4 separate regions of the Homo sapiens genome follow, and all the other regions are linked to region 3. The links are chromatin contacts, found by Hi-C or POLR2A ChIA-PET in ENCODE. All regions are on one chromosome and are shown on one strand. Each heading gives the region's core, a stretch centred on a gene start or an enhancer-like site at or near the end of the contact. The rest is flanking DNA. Distances are from core to core; before and after follow the strand shown.

Region 1 (2,700 bases), core at 169-2,668, 6.8 Mb before region 3:
CACCCCCCTTTTTGGCAGAGCAACATACCAATAAGAGCCGAGCGTGGCTGGTCGAGAGAGGACTAGGCAGTGATTTAGCAGGATTGTTTCAAAAGGGGGGAGTGGGAGACACGGAAGAGAGAATGAAGGTAAAAACAAAGCCCTTTCCAGTGAAACCGACCGCCTGGGAGGCGTGGCTTATTCAGTCGCTTTATTAATAAAAGAGATCAATTAAGCTTTCCTCTCCCCACCCACCCTGGAGGTGCCGGGCTTTGAATCCTCGGGAGGAAAAAATGGCAGGGCTGCAAGCTTCCTCCCCAAGTTTCCAGGAGCACCTGCCACCAGCCTTGAACACCTCCCCCACCGAGGCTCCGAAATCCACAATCCTGGCCGTAGACTTTGCAAAACGAGGGGAGGGACACACGCAGCGTGTCCCCCATTCCCGCCGGGATAAGCACGCACAGGCTTCTGAGCGCCTGCTGATCCACACAATCATGAGAGAGAAAGTTCCAGGGGGAAACGATCCGGCTTCTCCGCAGTCCCGGGTCTCCAGCCGCGCGACCCAGACGTGACATGCATCATGGACTCCCGGGCTGCAGGGGCGAGAGGCGGAAAGTTGCCCAACAGCCCCGGGAGACGCTGCTTGGAGAGGAAGAGGGAAGAGAGGCACGCATGCCCCCTCCCTCTCCTCCCGAAAGCGAGGAGCTGCGGAGTGAACCCCCAGCTCCAAGGGCGTCGCGCCGCTTTATTTACAAACAATGAGCTCGGCTTGCGGAGGGTGGGGGGTGCGGAAGGACCCAAGCTCCCCTGGATCCCGCTCCGGGGCGCTCCCGCTTTGGGGCTCCCCTGCAGACGCTGGGCACGAGCACCCCGGGGACGGCCCCTTTCCCCTCCCCCTGCCGGCGCGGGATAGGAACTCCCCGGGGAGTCCCGAGCAGGAAGGGGGTGCCACTCACCTCGTCTTCGGAAAGTCCATAGACCGGCTCCCCGAGCCCGGTCGCCATGGAGCCGGCGCCCCGCGCGGGGTCTGAGGCGCTCCCAGCGGCTGTGCTGCGGCGCGGACGGCCGGTTCTCCCCTCTGCCTCCAGGTCCCCCCGGTCCCGCACCCTACCCTGCGCACGCCCTGCCGGGTAAGCGGCCGGGCGCCGGCAGGTGAGGGTGCCCGAGAGCGCGCCCTGGACGCTGCCGGCACCGCTTCCTCCCGGAAGGCTGCGGGACCAGCGGGCGGGCGGCTCCCGAGAGCGCGCCGAGCACCGGGCGGCAGCCCCGGCGCCTCTCACTGCGCGCGGCGGCGGCGCAGACCCGGCCGGGCTTTCCCTCCCCGCGACCCGCGCCTCCCTCCCGCCCCGCCGCTCTCCGCCCCCCTCCGAGCCTCCTCTGCGCTCCCGGGGACCCGGCTCGCCCGCCTCCTCGCTAGCGCCGTCCGGGCCCCCGCTCTCTCCGCCCCCTCCTCCGCCTCCTCCCACCGGCGCCGCGAGGGTACCCTCCCCGTTCGCCGGGGCGGGCACACGCGCCCCCCAAGCCAATCACAGGCCGGGCTGGCGAGCGGGCCGCGGGCTGCGGGGGTGGCGGAGTTCAGCCCCACGCCCACCCCGGCCCGGGGCCTCCAGCGCGGCGCGGCGGGGGTCACCCGGCCGCGGGGCGGATCCGCAGGGGCGTGTACTGGCGCGCTTGGCCGGCGCCGCCGACCCTCCCTCCTCTCCCGGTTTCCCTCCGCTTTAGGGAGGGGGCGGGCTGGACGTTTGGGGGCGATAGAGGATTTTGCGAACAATAACAAAAACGCCCTGAGCGTTTCTTCCTCCCGGTGGTCTTTTTACCGAGAGCCCTGAGCTCGCTGTTAACTGTGAAAAGGGGAAAAGATGGATGTTTCTAGACCCCTTTAAATTCTTTGCGGCCCCGACGAGCAGGACTTGGCTACATTGTCAGCTCCCGGGAGCGAGCCGCCCGGCCCGGCTGCCAGCCGAGGAGAGGCTGCCCCAGTGTGGCCGCAAGTCGCCATTGCCTGTGTCAACCTTGCAGGGAACAAAACCAACATAGCGCCCGCCCCGGTTACACACCCACCCACGCGAAAACAGACAGCATGGTTCTTTGAATAAAAAGCAGTTCATTTGTGAGCCGCAACGTGAAATATCAAACTCAAGCTTAAGGTTATCCTTTGCATATGCAAATGATCGAGACGTCTTATTAGCCACCGTAGGATTCTTCCCACCACCCAGCTACCGTTTCTCTAGCAAGCAGTTCATTTAATCCTTCCGATTTATAGGACTGCAAGAGACTACTTTAAATAAGTGAAAGAAATTCGTCAGTCGACTTTTTCGGAAGCCTTTCCTTAAATTTAGATGTTAAGTGCAGTTGGGAGTTCAAAAAGAAAACAGACGCAGAACATTCCATTTGCCTTTGAAAAGGAAACGTCAAAGTGCCTACTTGGGTATTACCAGGATGCATTTAGGATTTTCATTCAAGGAAGTTCAGAGAGAACTCGCGTGACCCGAAGGAATCATATTCCTCGTTGCCAGCTACATAACTAAATATCTGCTGTTCGCCCTGCTAGTTCGTTTTCAAAAGAGCCCACCCATGCTACCTTAAGCTCTCCTTTGCCTTCCTGCAGCATGACTGGCTTAAAACCTGTGCCGTAGAATGGGTTTCCTTTGACGACTTAGCCCCATGGAGTCAACATCCTACTCAGAAGCCTTCTCTAGAAGTCTTGAGCCGTCAAGTCCA
Region 2 (2,700 bases), core at 67-2,566, 7.5 Mb before region 3:
AGCTCTGTGATTAAGCCAAGACATTAAAGAGATCTTCAAAATGAAAACCAATGCCACTTCTCTAATAGACTTTTTTGTTTTGGAAAATTTGTTTTTCCACGAAAGTATTATTTCTGTTACCATATAATGGGTTATTCTTTTTAAATAAATTAATATTTTTTAAATGTCTTAGCTTTAATTTCAAAGGTGGTAAATATCAGTATGTATTACATGTATGTATTATCTCTAACCCACATAAGAGCTCTCTGGGGTCCTCAATAATTCTTAAGAGGGTAAAGGAGTCTCGAGACCAAAACTTCAGGAACCCTAATACAGCCATTCCAAACCTAACAAGGAAAATAGTTTTACTTCGAGTTTCATGTTCATGGTGAAGTCAAGAAGAGAACGTGGTAACCTGGTTTGATGGAGGGAGATGATGAGTTCGGCGTCAGTCTTTCCCAATACCTTGCAAAATGTTCATGAATTCCTGCACCCCACCCTCTGCATTCATCACCTCGCCTGCGCTTCTTCCCAGCCTTCCTTAGGTCTCCCAGAGCAGTGTCCACATCCCTTTCTTTTGCATTTTAAGTCCTCTGGATGACTGCCCCATCCTAGGGGTCCCCTGACAGCTTTCCTTCTCTCACTATCCTCCGGGGTCAACCTCGACTTCTCCCTTTCACCAGGGGCGGGGGTGGGAACAGGGAGCGAGGCAGCCGCTGGGCCACTTTTGCCTCCACCCTCCAGAGCCCTGGGCCCCGCTCTCAAACCCCAGGCGTTCCGGGGAGCTGCTGAGTTCCGCTCCGCCTCAATGACCGAAGTCCTCCCCACCTCCGCTCACTCACGCCGGCGGCCCCCGCCGCGCTCAGCCCCACCGACAGCGCCCCCACCTCCCCACCGCAGCCCACCCCGCTCGACCCGCGCGCCCGGCCTGCCGCGGCCCTGAGCTCACCTGAGGCGGAGGCGCCCGCGACTCCCCGCCAGCTCCGCCAGTCTCCTCCAGCCCCGGCCCTCGGGCGCCTGATCCAGGAGCTCGCTGAGCCTCCGCAGCAGCGGCTCCCGCAGGCGGTTGAGGGTCGCGCCGGCCGGAGGGGCGAGCAGCGGCCCCGTGGGGGCGGCCGAGGGCGGCAGGGCCTGTAGCGGGTCCCCCAACAGCGACATGGCCCTCGCCGGCGACCCCGGACTGCCGGGGCTCCCGCCCGCCCCGTCACGGGCCTCGGCCCCGGGGCACCTTCCGCTCGCCTCCGAGCCGCGGAGGCAGGGGCGGAAGAACAAATCTGGCAGCGCGGCACGGCCCTCAGAGGAGGAAGCTCCGCTCCCCGCCCCAATTAGACAGGTTTGCCGAGGGGAGCCTGGCCTGCTGGCCGCGCCAGCCGCGCAAAGGGGCGGGGCACCCGGGGGGCGGGGCACGGAGCCTCGAGGGGCGGGACCTTGGGCCTCGAGGGGCGGGGCGGGGCTGCCTACTGCGTGCGTGCGGCTGCGCGCCTCCCTCGCCCTCCCCCGCGGTCCCGGGCTGGCCGTGGCGCGCGCTTCAAACCCAGCCCTCCCGAGCAGGAAAGGACGGGTGGGTGCAGCTGGAGGAGGAAGCGGTGGAGGAATTACGCCCCGGCAGCTCCTCTACGGCGGGGAAGCCTGCGGCGTCTGGGCTTCCTGAGACCGTGGGAGGAGGCCTGCGTACTCACGCCAGAGAGCGGGGCAAGCGGTTCTCAGTCGCCGGCTCCCGCCCGCAGTCCCCGGCGAGCGCTCTCCCCTGACTCAGGGACTTTCATGTGCCCGGCGACACACCAGCATCCTGCAGTGGGCAACCTCAGCGGACGCTTCCTCGTTTTAGGGTTAGATGTGTATGGCATTGCTAGAGGGAAGTAGTGCTGGAGATCCGGATACTTGAGTTGGAATTGGCCAAAATCTTTGCCTAGACTTTTAAACAATTACTACTTTGCAAACTGAGCTGTGGCATATTTAGGGCTAATCAGATCTTGGAAATGATTGTTTTTAGCAGGAATCATCTGGTTTACACCGCGTCAGACTGCCGCCCGCAATCTCCGTCATCAAAGCAGGCAACCCTGTAGAGGATGCCTTTCCCTGGAATGATCCGGAATGGACGACACCTGAGCTCTCTCTGCCAATCTTAGCAACATCCAAGGCCATTATCCCTTTGAAAACTATGGCTTCGTTTGGGACAAAAAGGAAGTAACTTACGAAATGTGACCAGTCAGGTAGTTCCCTACACGAGGCTTCCTGGCCCAATTTCTGTTGCCATTAGCTTTTCATCACCCAAGGCCGCAGGATTTTCTGACCAGTAATTTGGATACCTATATTCTTATACATGTTGGCGAGGTAGGTGCGCCATACAGTCTCCACCACATTCTAGCACAAGCAGTCATTAAACTTCACTCTAGCATAAGTTAAGAATTCAGACTGCAGTGAGATGGCTAAGAGCATGAAAGATCTGCTCGATTCAAGTGTTAGGAGCTTGAATAAGTTTCTTAATTTCTCTGCCTCATCTATTAACACAGGACTGACAATACAGTTTATATAGAGTTGTTGCCAGAATTAAAGGAGTTGATGTATGTGAAGCACTTAACTCGGTAACTGGCACATCGTAGATGACTCAGTAAATGCTATTACCCTTACACATACAAGTGCCGTTTCATACTCAGTTTGACTTGGCAAGCCTTTCCCAACCGCTTCAGGTGCCTTCCTGTTTTGTCCTCAATTACTGTA
Region 3 (2,700 bases), core at 34-2,533:
AGGTCAGGAGTTCGAGACCAGCCTGGCCAACATGGTGAAACCCCGTCTCTACTAAAAATACAAAAGTTAGCTGGGCGTGGTGGCACGTGCCTGTAATCCCAGCTACTCGGGAGGCTGAGACAGGAGAAACTCTTTTTTTTTTTTTTTTTTTTTTGAGACGCAGTTTCGCTCTGTCGCCCAGGCTGGAGTGCAGTGGCATGATCTTGGCTCACTGCAACCTCCACCTCCCGGGTTCAAGCGATTCTCCTGCCTCCGCCTCCCGAGTAGTTGGGATTACAGGCGTGCGCCACCATGCCCGGCTAATTTCTGTATTTTTAGTAGAGACGGGGTTTCACCATGTTGATCAGGCTGGTCTCGAACTCCTGACCTGACCTCGTGATCCGCCCGCCTGAGCCTCTCAAAGTGCTGGCATTACAGGCGTGAGCCACTGCAAGGGGAAGCTCTTGAGCCCGGGAGGCGGAGGTTGCAGTGAGCCAAGATCGCACCACTGCACTCCAGCCTGGGCGACAGAGCTGGACTCCGTTTAAAAAAAAAAAACAAAAAACCCCGAAGAGCTAAACTTCAGCACCTCCAGGCTGCTGATGTAACCATCCTGCCGGCAGAGAAGCCGGGCCAGCGGGGCGTGGGAGGAGCATTCCCGAGTCCGAGAGGGAAGGCCCGGGAGCCACGCGGCTCAGGAAACCGCCCCCGCGAGGGGATAGGAGGATACTGCGTGGCCCCTCCTTCCGTGACTCTTCTTAAGGCCCTTCCTCTGAAGGGGGCGATCTCTTCCTCAACCCAAGGAAACAATGCTCTCGAACCTATGCCTGCAGCTCTGCTCCAGGCCGCTCACACAGTGCCTTCCCTAAAAGAACTCAGCCACATGGGCTACAGGGATGAAGGGTTGGGGGGAAACAAATCCAGGTGTGCGCTTCGACCGCACGCGCCTGCGCCAAAACCCCGCTTGGCCCTTAGTTTCAGCCTCTGCTGCAGCGCCTTCGTCCGCCTCCTTTTTCCCGCCCCCGCCGGGGACGTCACAAAGAGTGACGTGTAAAGTGAACAATCACAGTCCCTCTCCGCGCGTGCCGGGAGGAATGAGAGGGAGGTGGGCGGGGAGAGGACGGAAGGAGTAGGCTTCGGGAACTGGCTGGTCCCGGTCACCCAATCAGAGAGCTCTGGGGAGGGGAGGGGCGGGGCCCGAAGGAGGGTGGGGGGTGGGGCTGGGGAAAGGAGTTGGAAGGCTGCGGGAGGAGAAGGCGGGCTCCCAGAGATTAAAAGCACCCAATCAGAGCGCGCCGGCTTCATTCGGAGAGCGGCGTGGGGCGTAGCCGCCGCCGCCGCGCGCGCCGGGGGCTGGTTAAGGCCATGAAACAAAAGAAACACTGAGAGGGGAGCCGCTGCCACCTCCACCAGCCCGCCCCGCCGCCGTCCCCACCCACCCACCTAGTTACCTACCTCTGCCTCCTTCCCCTGCCCCTCCACCCCGCCCTCTCCGGTCTCCGGGCGGCCCTGGCGCTCCTCGGCCCGGGTCCCCAGCCCCGCCGCCTCCCCAGAGGAAAGGTGTTTGCGAGCTGAGCAGGGCCCTGGCCCTGTCCGCCATGGGGCTCGCCGCCTGCCGCGCCTGACCCGGCCGCCGCCGCCGCCATTGACAGCGCGCCGCCGCGATGCCCAGCGGCAGCTCCGCGGCCCTGGCCCTGGCGGCGGCCCCGGCCCCCCTGCCGCAGCCGCCCCCGCCGCCGCCGCCGCCACCGCCGCCTCTGCCGCCGCCCTCGGGCGGCCCGGAGCTCGAGGGGGACGGGCTCCTGCTGAGGGAGCGCTTGGCCGCGCTAGGCCTCGACGACCCCAGCCCGGCGGAGCCCGGCGCCCCGGCGCTTCGGGCCCCGGCAGCGGCGGCGCAGGGCCAGGCCCGGCGGGCGGCGGAGCTGTCTCCAGAGGAGCGGGCTCCGCCCGGCCGGCCCGGGGCCCCGGAGGCGGCCGAGCTGGAGCTGGAAGAGGACGAGGAGGAGGGGGAGGAAGCGGAGCTGGACGGAGACCTGCTGGAGGAGGAGGAGCTGGAGGAAGCAGAGGAGGAGGACCGGTCGTCGCTGCTGCTGCTGTCGCCGCCCGCGGCCACCGCCTCTCAGACCCAGCAGATCCCGGGCGGGTCCCTGGGGTCTGTGCTGCTGCCAGCCGCCAGGTTCGATGCCCGGGAGGCGGCGGCCGCGGCGGCGGCGGCGGGGGTGCTGTACGGAGGGGACGATGCCCAGGGCATGATGGCGGCGATGCTGTCCCACGCCTACGGCCCCGGCGGTTGTGGGGCGGCGGCGGCCGCCCTGAACGGGGAGCAGGCGGCCCTGCTCCGGAGAAAGAGCGTCAACACCACCGAGTGCGTCCCGGTGCCCAGCTCCGAGCACGTCGCCGAGATCGTCGGCCGCCAGGGTGAGTGCAGGGGTGGGGAGGTCCAGCTGGGCATGGCCCCGGGCGTGGGTGGGGAGACGAGAGAAAGGAGCGTGGGACGGAAAAGGCGAACCCGGCGAGGCCCCCAAGTCCACCGCGAAGGGGTCTGGGAGGAGCCGAGGGTCGACCAGATGTGAAGATGGGTCACCTTGCGAAAACCCACGCTTTTCCGCCCGTCTTGCCTGGTAAAAAGTGTGAAGTTTCTCGGGCGACCCAGTCCGGTGGTGTTCACGTTACTTGGGCTGTATTCGTGGAACACCAGGCTGGCGTGGCACCAGAAACCTC
Region 4 (2,700 bases), core at 169-2,668, 6.4 Mb before region 3:
CCTATAGTCCCAGCTACTTGGGAGGCTTAAGTGGGAGGCTCACTTGAGCCCAGGAGTTCGAGGCTGCCGTGAGCTATGATAGCACCACTGCACTCCAGCCTGAGCAACAGAGAAGACCCAGTCTCCAAAAAAAAAAAAAGCCCACCAAAAAAGTAAAAAAAAGTTGAAAATGATGACAGACCCTTTATTAGCACCTCTTACATGCCCGGGCAGTGAATTTATATCATCTTTCACAAATAGAAAAACTGAAGCTCATTCAGATTAGGTAATTTATCTGAAGACACAGATAAACCCCTCTCAGCGCCTGACTCTCGGCGCAATCGGGATGTTTCGCAGCGGGGCAGGGGCAGGGGCCGGAGCCACCGCCATCGCAGCCCGGGGAACAACGGACTCGGGGAAGCCCGGCCTGGCCCTTCAAGTCCCGGGCCCAGCAAGGGCCAGGACCCTCCCTCCCTCCCTGCAATCGGTCCCAACTCGCTGAATGAAGCTCATTCAGTTTAGGTAATTTATCTGAAGACACACGGTTAGTAAAAGGCAGAACCCAGGTTTGTATTCCGAAGCCCTCGTTCTTTCCACCACATTATTATGGCCTTCCTAACGGTAATCCTTACAATTTTAAATGAACATATACCATAGCTCCTCTCCTGAACACCGAGGGACGCTGGCTCACGGAGTTTAGAAAGTTAACGCATCTGGCCGGGCGCGATGGCTCACGCCTGTAATCCCAGCACTTTGGGAGGCCGAGGTGGGCGGATCACAAGGTCAGGAGTTCGAGACCAGCTTGACTAAGATGGTGAAACCCCGTCTTTACTAAAAATACAAAAATTAGCTGGGCATGGTGGCACAGGCCTGTAATCCCAGCTACTCGGGAGGCTGAGGCAGAAGAATCGCTTGAACCCGGGAGGTGGAGGGTGCGGTGAGCCGAGATCGCGCCACTGCACTCCAGCCTGGGTGACAGAGCGAGACTCCGTCTCAAAAAAAAAAAAAAAAAAAAGGAAGTTTACGCAACCCGCTGCGTCCCCTCCACCGCCGCGCACCCCGTCTCGCAGCTGGCGCGGTGTTTGCTGGTGACATGAACTCAACCAGCCTCCACCATCTGGGGATCGGGGCGACATCCTTGGTCTGGTTTGCAAGAGGACCCGCACGCCTCCAGCTGGGGCGGAATTGGAAGATTCAGAAAGGAAAGTTGGGGAGGCGGGGAAGGAAGGGTGCAAAAGTGACACTGTGCCAGGGTCTCCAGGGCCGCGGAGCTCCGGGACAGGCAGCGCCTTCCGAGCTGCACAAACGCGTGGGGCGGGGCGTCTCTGGATCCGGAAGTTGCCTCTGCCCTCACCAAAGATGGCGGCCCCGGCGCCGCTCGCCCACCTCTCGTAACCAATGGAACCGCGGCGCTCGGCCGATTCTCGCAGGCGCCCTCAGATCTACGCTCTCTGATGCAACGCCGGAATCGCGGAAACCGCCGGTGCACGTTGGAGTCATAAGACGGCGTCGGTGTTGCAGTCTGTGTCCTTGGAGGTGACCAGGGCCACTGCAGGCATGGTGCTAGGTGGGTGAGACTCAGTGTATGGCGCGGTGTTCCCTGCCTGGGGCAGGAACTCTGCTCCAGTCGGGTTTCGGCGCTTTCCTTAGTGCCTACCAGAGTGGGCGCCCCGCGAATGTTTGGGGACCGATTGCAGGGAGGGAGGGAGGGAGGGTGCTGGCCTTTGCTGGGCCCGGGACTTGAAGGGCCAGGCCGGGCTTCCCCGAGTCCGTCGTTCCCCCGGGCTGCGATGGCGGTGGCTCCGGGCCCTTCCCCTGCCCCGCTGCGAAACCTCCCGATTGCGCTGAGACTCAGGCGCTGGGACGGGTTCAGACACAGGGTAGCCCCTACTCCTGCAGTTCTTCAAAGTGATCGTCAGGAAGGGGCTTTAGGATTCTAGTTGTTTTTCTCCCACCCTCATTTTTTTATTGAGGTTTCCGGGGAGACCATACTGTGCAGTAGGAAAAAAAAAAAAAAAAAGAGAGAGACCTGGATGGATGTTAACTGTTCAGACCTACTAGTTGTGAGGCCTTCTGAAATTTTCTAACCTCAGAGCTTCTGTTTCCTTTAAAGTCCAGAGGGAGCTGGTGTTTATTTGCCATCTCTACAAAAACTGGCACTGGGATATCTGATTTGTATGTGTTATTTTATTTCATCCTCAGCACAGCCTTTCAAGATGGGGATTGTTTTTCCTATTTTATAGGTAAAGAAATAAGCTCAGAAAGGTTAAGTAAATTCTCCAGAGTCACCCTGCCTTTTAAGGTACAAAATCCAACATTCCAGCGTATGTCTGATCAACTTCAAAGCCCATATTTTATTTTTGGGTGCCCAATTAGATAGAATAAATATCACAAATTAAAATGATCAGAGTTCATTTTGAAAACCTGGATTATTAACTAATGTTTTTATGAGATGGATGTTATTGAAATGGAGTGGGGAAATAACTAGGATATTAATTACTTATGGACCTCAATTTTTATTAATCGATGCTTGTTCTGTTTACAAAGATAAGGAATGAATAAAGTAGTAAGGTGACTAATAGTTAATGGCCAGACCATAACTTACCCTCATTTTGTCAAACAGCAGAGCTGTACGTCTCTGACCGAGAGGGAAGCGATGCCACGGGAGATGGAACCAAGGAGAAACCATTTAAAACAGGTCTAAAGGTAGAGTCTCTTCTC

What was found. Hi-C counts contacts between places; a loop is a spot of excess contacts on that map. ChIA-PET counts read pairs that join two places held with the same protein, here RNA polymerase II (POLR2A). Pooled maps may share reads with other maps.
Region 1: a loop to region 3 is called in a map of CD8-positive, alpha-beta T cell, with 34 times the contacts of the local background. The contact joins the promoter of NEDD4L here to the promoter of MEX3C in region 3. A Hi-C loop is called at or near these places in 2 of 168 maps with a recorded cell type or tissue (CD8-positive, alpha-beta T cell and naive thymus-derived CD4-positive, alpha-beta T cell) and 6 of 50 pooled maps.
Region 2: a loop to region 3 is called in a map of CD4-positive, alpha-beta memory T cell, with 16 times the contacts of the local background. The contact joins the promoter of MALT1 here to the promoter of MEX3C in region 3. A Hi-C loop is called at or near these places in 1 of 168 maps with a recorded cell type or tissue (CD4-positive, alpha-beta memory T cell), 1 of 37 single-sample maps with no recorded cell type and 9 of 50 pooled maps. POLR2A ChIA-PET finds 5 or more read pairs at or near these places in 1 of 52 experiments (T-cell).
Region 4: a map of B cell shows a loop between it and region 3 (27-fold over the local background). The contact joins the promoter of NARS1 here to the promoter of MEX3C in region 3. A Hi-C loop is called at or near these places in 4 of 168 maps with a recorded cell type or tissue (B cell, CD4-positive, alpha-beta T cell, CD4-positive, alpha-beta memory T cell and 1 more) and 13 of 50 pooled maps. POLR2A ChIA-PET finds 5 or more read pairs at or near these places in 3 of 52 experiments (B cell, CD8-positive, alpha-beta memory T cell and activated T-cell).

The regions. Positions count from the first base shown.
Region 1 is chr18:58,042,944-58,045,643 of GRCh38, reverse strand. It overlaps NEDD4L (NEDD4 like E3 ubiquitin protein ligase), which reads right to left and starts at 1,418. Exons shown (of 31, transcript NM_001144967.3): 1 at 936-1,418. The coding sequence starts at 983. RefSeq lists silencers at 784-1,333, 1,354-1,723.
Region 2 is chr18:58,670,081-58,672,780 of GRCh38, reverse strand. MALT1 (MALT1 paracaspase) reads right to left here and starts at 1,316. Exons shown (of 17, transcript NM_006785.4): 1 at 929-1,316. The coding sequence starts at 1,137. It overlaps MALT1-AS1 (MALT1 antisense RNA 1), which reads left to right and starts at 908. Exons shown (of 2, transcript NR_164150.1): 1 at 908-1,312; 2 at 1,973-2,700. It overlaps LOC105372146 (a long non-coding RNA gene), which reads left to right. Exons shown (of 4, transcript XR_935537.3): 4 at 1-168. RefSeq lists a silencer at 788-1,577 and an enhancer at 1,738-1,997.
Region 3 is chr18:51,196,264-51,198,963 of GRCh38, reverse strand. It overlaps MEX3C (mex-3 RNA binding family member C), which reads left to right and starts at 1,283. Exons shown (of 2, transcript NM_016626.5): 1 at 1,283-2,397. The coding sequence starts at 1,644. RefSeq lists enhancers at 770-859, 2,658-2,700 and silencers at 1,060-1,589, 1,610-1,719, 1,860-1,939, 2,200-2,249, 2,270-2,319.
Region 4 is chr18:57,620,554-57,623,253 of GRCh38, reverse strand. It overlaps NARS1 (asparaginyl-tRNA synthetase 1), which reads left to right and starts at 1,418. Exons shown (of 14, transcript NM_004539.4): 1 at 1,418-1,546; 2 at 2,603-2,685. The coding sequence starts at 1,537. RefSeq lists enhancers at 1,145-1,484, 865-1,569.